Linked DNA regions of Homo sapiens: region 1 is linked to region 2. Evidence: chromatin contacts called from ENCODE Hi-C or POLR2A ChIA-PET data. All regions are on one chromosome and are shown on one strand. Each heading gives the region's core, a stretch centred on a gene start or an enhancer-like site at or near the end of the contact. The rest is flanking DNA. Distances are from core to core; before and after follow the strand shown.

Evidence for each region. Hi-C counts contacts between places; a loop is a spot of excess contacts on that map. ChIA-PET counts read pairs that join two places held with the same protein, here RNA polymerase II (POLR2A). Pooled maps may share reads with other maps.
Region 1: a loop to region 2 is called in a pooled map, with 4 times the contacts of the local background. The contact joins the promoter of HLCS here to the enhancer-like site in region 2. A Hi-C loop is called at or near these places in 1 of 50 pooled maps. POLR2A ChIA-PET finds 5 or more read pairs at or near these places in 6 of 52 experiments (HepG2, OCI-LY7, PC-3 and 3 more).

The regions. Positions count from the first base shown.
Region 1 is chr21:36,965,331-36,968,030 of GRCh38, reverse strand. HLCS (holocarboxylase synthetase) reads left to right here and starts at 1,362. Exons shown (of 11, transcript NM_001352514.2): 1 at 1,362-1,587. The coding sequence starts at 1,393. It overlaps HLCS-AS1 (HLCS antisense RNA 1), which reads right to left and starts at 1,572. Exons shown (of 4, transcript NR_186434.1): 1 at 1,420-1,572. RefSeq lists silencers at 980-1,449, 1,520-1,849, 1,570-1,900 and an enhancer at 1,960-2,009.
Region 2 is chr21:36,908,202-36,910,901 of GRCh38, reverse strand. All of the region lies in intron 5 of HLCS (holocarboxylase synthetase), which reads left to right. Among named protein-coding and RNA genes, the nearest start is that of HLCS-AS1, 57 kb to the left of the region's middle. RefSeq lists an enhancer at 164-1,363. Within about 2 kb of position 1,366, at least 5 of the 41 ENCODE cell types and tissues checked have a DNase peak (open chromatin) inside an H3K27ac peak, as active enhancers do; they include PC-3, where a contact is called at or near this core.

The sequences.
Region 1 (2,700 bases), core at 113-2,612, 57 kb before region 2:
AAATCTATCCTAGCTGGGCGCGGTGGTTCACGCCTGTAATCCCAGCACTTTGGGAGGCAGAGGCGGGTGGATCACCTGAGGTCAGGAGTTCGAGACCACCCTGGCCAACGTGGTGAAACCCTGTCTCTACTAAAAATACAAAAGTTAGCCAGGCATGGTGACGGGCACCTGTAATCCCAGCTACTCGGGAGGCTGAGGCAGGAGAATCGCTTGAACCCAGGAGGCAGAGCTTGCAGTGAGCCGAGATTGCACCACTGCACTCCAGCCTGGGTGACAGAGAGAGACTGTCTCAAAAACAAACAAACAAAAACTATCCTTAGATTAAGACATGGACGTGGTGTACATGATTGCTTTTGCTGCATCTTGCCACCTATTTTCAGCGAGGGCCAGAATAGGAAGCCACTGGATGGAATTCTTTGCTGTGCTTCGCAGCTGTTCAGAACACGTTCTTTACATAATGCCTTTTAAAGAAATGAGGTTCTATGGGAGAAGCCTCTGTGTCAGGACTAATTATGCTTCCCTTGGAGACAAGAACACCAAATCATGGTGATGTTTTCCTTTTCCCACTGGTGTTAGGATGCTTACAGTCAAACTGTTGACCCACATGTAGCAAGAACACCATAGGGAGCCTTCCTGGCACAGCCTTTTTAGAGGCAGCCTTCTTGGTGCTTATCTGTCTTCAATTTCTGTTTCCTGTCCTTATTTAAAAAAACATTATTGCATCCCGTGAATGTATGTGATTGACCTTAAAATCTTTTGCATGAAGGCTTAGTATAATTTAATAAAAACGGCCTTATCTTATTTTCCCAAGTCGACTGGGTAGCGGCTGTGGAGCGCTCTGGGACTCCCGGTGTGCTGCTGGTTAGTAAAGGTTGGCCTTGGCAGCTATGAACATAGGCAGAGCCCCCTCCTCAATCCGCCTCCCACCCCTCCAAGGAAGGGAGGCCGGACTTGGCTTAAACAGGTCGGGCAGCCACTGGAGCCTCCCCTCCCCCGCATCCACAACATACCCATCCCACTCCTCAGCCCTGGCGCGGCCCCGCACCCCGGCCTCCACTCCCTCGAGCCCCCTCTCCGGGTGCAGCCCCGGCGTCCCCTGACCCCGGTGCACACCCCCCGCCCCAGCGCTGCCCCTCGCCGCCGCCACCAGCCCTGGGCGCGGCCTCCGGAGCTCCCCATCACACAGCCGGGCGCGGCCTCACCCCCCCCCGCCCCTCCCGCCGCAGCCTCCAGTTGCCCGCGTCACCTTCCGGGTCCCCGCCTCCCCCGCCGTCCCCACCCCCGCGCCGCCTGGCCCGGGGGGGCGGCGCGGCCCTTCCGGCCGGGGCGGGGCCGGGCCTGGGGCGCTGGGGCGGGCGGGCAAGGCGGGCTCGCCCTGCCGGCGGCGCGGCCATGCTCATCACGCTGTGCTACCTGTACCTGTGGGCGCGCTGGGGTCGCCGGCCGGCTGAGCTCGTGCGCGCCACGGTGCGGCGGCTGCGTGCCTCGCGCTGTTCCTTCACCTTCTGCGGCGCGGCCGCGCAGCCCCCGGGCGCCCGCGTGTGCCTGAGCCGTGGCGGCCGCGTCTTCTGCGTCAGCGACAGCCAGGTGGGCGGGTCGGGCGGGCGGGCGACCCGGGCCCCGCGAGCCGGAAGTGCCCCCGTCCCTGCGCCTCGTCCCCGCCGGGAGCCCGGGAGTTCGGGAGCCCCGGAGTGGCGCCCTCAGTGCGGCCTGTGCGGCCCGGGAGGGGCTGTTGCCCCGGGGCCCAGAGAGAGGCCGGAGGTGCGGGACTCGGACCACGGACCCGGTCGCCTCTTCCCGGCCAGCCGGGCGGTGCTGGACGCGTGACTCTAGGCGCGCACCTGTGAGGACGTGAGCTGTGGATTGACAGCCGGACGCCAGCAGTGCCCACCTGGGGTCGCCCCCAACCTCCTCTCCCACACTTCGAGCCGGCGTTTGGGTGACCGTGAACCAGGAGAGACAGCTGTGGCGGGCCGGGAGCGGTGGCTTATGCCTGTAATCCCTGCACTCTGGGAGGCCTAGGAGGAAGGACAGCTTTGAGCCCAGGAGATGGAGACCAGCCTGGGCAACATAGCTAGACCCCTCTCTACAAAAAACAAAACAAAAAAAACACTTAGGTCGGCGTGGTGGCACGCGCCTGTAGTCCCAGCTACTCTGGAGGGTGAGGCGGGAGGGTCACTTGATCCCGGGAGGTTCACTTGAGCCCCGGAGTTTGAAGCTACAGTGAGCTATGATTGAGCCATTGCACTCCAGTCTGGGTGACAAAGCAAGACCCTGTCTTAAGAAAAAAAAAAAAAAATCCCAAACAAAAAACTCCCACCTGTGTCATCAGCTTTTTGTCAGATGTCCCCAAATTTACAAAAACTGCCCTTTTCCCTCTCCATCTTCTGTCAGTTGGTTGCATCATTCACCAACTTGGGCACCCGACTGATGGTCTTTGCGTCTTTTAAATTTCAGTTGACAGTCAGCCTTTGTTTTTTTTGACCCAGTGCTTAGGATGGTGGTTACGTGTTCAGCCCACTCTGTCACCTACCTTGTGACTTGGGCCAGTCAATTAATCTCTGTAAAAAGTCTGCTGCCTTGCTGTAAAGGGAACAATAGATCTTTCCATTCAGCTGTTTTTGGAAATGGGCTTAGCTTCACAGTGCAGTACTGCACAAAATTTCATGGACATCGGTAGCATTGTTCTCATTAATATTT
Region 2 (2,700 bases), core at 117-2,616:
GGCTAGTGGCAGAACACAGGGTGGGAAGCAGGAAGCAGCAGTTTTGGGAACTCATGCCAGGGTGCAGTGCCGTGCAGCGTGGAACCTGGACAGGTCAGGCAGGGGTTGGTTAGACCACAGGGGACCAGTGTGGCTAGACAGAAGCTGCCGCATAAGGGACCAGGCTGGTGAGGAGGTGCACACACGCAGACACCCAGACAGGCATTTCGCAAACCTGCATGGAGCCTTGCTTTGCTTGGTACTGGCACGCTGAATAAACGCCCACCCCAAGGGTTGTCAGATGATCAATCCCTGCCTTAGATGAAGTCAGGAAAAAAAAATAGTCCTATTTCAGGAGCGCCATTTTTTTTTTTTTCCATACAGAGTCTTGCCCTGTCCCCCATGCTGGAGTGCAGTGGCGCGATCTCTGCTCACTGCACCCTCCACCTCCGGAGTTCAAGCGATTCTCTTGCCTCAGCCTCCCACGTAGCTGGGACTACAGGTGTCCATCACCACGCCTGGCTAATTTTTGTATTTTTTAGTAGAGATGGGGTTTCACCATGTTGGCCAGGCTGGTCTCAAACTCCTGACCTCAGGTGATCCACCCACCTCAGCCTCCCAAAGTGCCGGGATTACAGGCATTAGCCACTGCGCCCGGCCCAGGAGTGCCATCTTTTGATTATAAAGATTTGCTGTGCCATCTGGCTTTGTCCTGTGAGTGAAGACACCAAGCGAACATGAAATTGCGTGTGAGTATTTTGCGTGTCAAATACCAATAGTAAGAATTGGATTGCGTCATATAAATTCCATACGAGTAGACAAATATTTGCTTCTGCTTCCTTGAAAGTGTTTTAAGAATGAGACACCCATAAAAGGAGATTGCGTACCATGTCTTTGATGATTCATTTTCTGATTAACTCACTTCTGGCTGCCTAGCAACTTACGATGTTATGACTGAAGCACAACTAATCTTATTATTTGCAATGAGGCAAATGTGTCTCTGAGATAGAAAACCTTTATGGGTTAAGATCAATTATTTGGTGTTTCTTGGGAAAAGAAGCTCCAAAACATACATGGAGATCATAAGAAATATTTTGAATTCAACACTGAATCTTGTTAGCTGGGTAAATTTAGCAGATAAGACAAGTAACAGGGGTGGAACCGCTCTAAAGTGATGTGGCCCACACCTGTAAACCCAGCACTTTGGGAGTCTGAGGTGGGAGGATTGCTTGAGCCCAGGAGTTCAAGGTTACAGTGATCTATGATCACGTCATTGCACTCCAGCCTGGGCAACAAAGCAAGACGCTGCCTCCAATCAATAAATAAAGTGGCGAGACACAGTATAACATGGGTTTCTGATCTTAATTGCACTCTGTCTGTAGCAGATGCTGCAATATGTTTACCCACCATAGAGTAGTCACTTCTGTGAATTTGCACTAGATACAGATTCAAGCATTCACTCTCTTTAGAAGTGGAGATATTGGTGTTATTTGGACGTTAGTGAATATGGAGTCTCCTGGGCCTTAGTATTGTTTAATGTTGCATAGGTTTGTTGCTGTTTGCTTTTTTAAAAAATCAACTTTATTTAGTTATGATTTATATTCAAGAAAATGCACCCATTTTAGTGTACAGTTTGATAAATGTTTTACATGTAACTACCTTTACAATCAAGACACAGAACATTTCCAGTATTCCGAAAGATTCCTTTGTTACCTTTCTTTTTTTTGAGATGGAGTCTCGCTCTGTTGCCCAGGCTGGAGTGCAGTGGCGCGATCTAGGCTCACTGCAAACTCCGCTTCCGAGGTTCATGCCATTCTGCTGCCTCAGTCTCCCTCAGTAGCTGGGACTACAGGCACCTGCCACCACGCCCGGCTAATTTTTTGTCTTTTTTTGGTAGAGGTGGAGTTTCACCGTGTTAGCCAGGATGGTCTCGATCTCCTGACCTTGTGATCCGCCCGCCTCAGCCTCCCAAAGTGCTAGGATTACAGGCGTGAGCCACTGCCTTTGTTACTTTTCTTAATCAGTTCTCATGCGCTCATCCACCCCTAAGCCTGGAGCCTCAGGAGATCACTGATATACTGTCTATCACTAGATGATTAGATTGGCCTTTTCTGAAACGTCATCTAAGTGGAATCATATAGTGTACTGGATACCCTTCTTTTTTTTGATCAGTGTTATGTTTTTGAGACTTGTCCTTATTGCATGTGTGGGTAGCCCATTACTTTTTATTCCTGAGTAGTATTCCATTGTATGGATATGCTGTCATTTATGGCTGTTTTGAGTAAAGCTGCTATGAACATCCACATACAGGTCTTTGTGTGGACATGTGTTTTCATTTCTTTTGGGTAAATACCTAGGAGTAGAATTTCTCGGTCATATGAGAAGTGTGTGTTTAACTTTACAAGAAACTGCCAACTGTTTTTCAAAACCATTGTACCATTTTACATTCCCACCAGTAGGGCATGAGAGTTCTAGTTACTCCACATCTTTGCCAACCATTGTAAAGTGTCAGATTCTTTTTTTTTTTTTTTAAGAGACAGGATCTTGCTCTGTTGCCCAGGCTGTCAGTGCAGTGGCACAGTCATGGCTCACTGCAGCCTTGAATTCCTGGGCTCAAGTGATCCTGCCACCTCAACCTCCTGAATAGCTGGGATATAGGTGTGTACGACCACTCTTGACTAGTTTTGTTTTTTTATTTTTTGTAGAGACTGGGTGTCACTG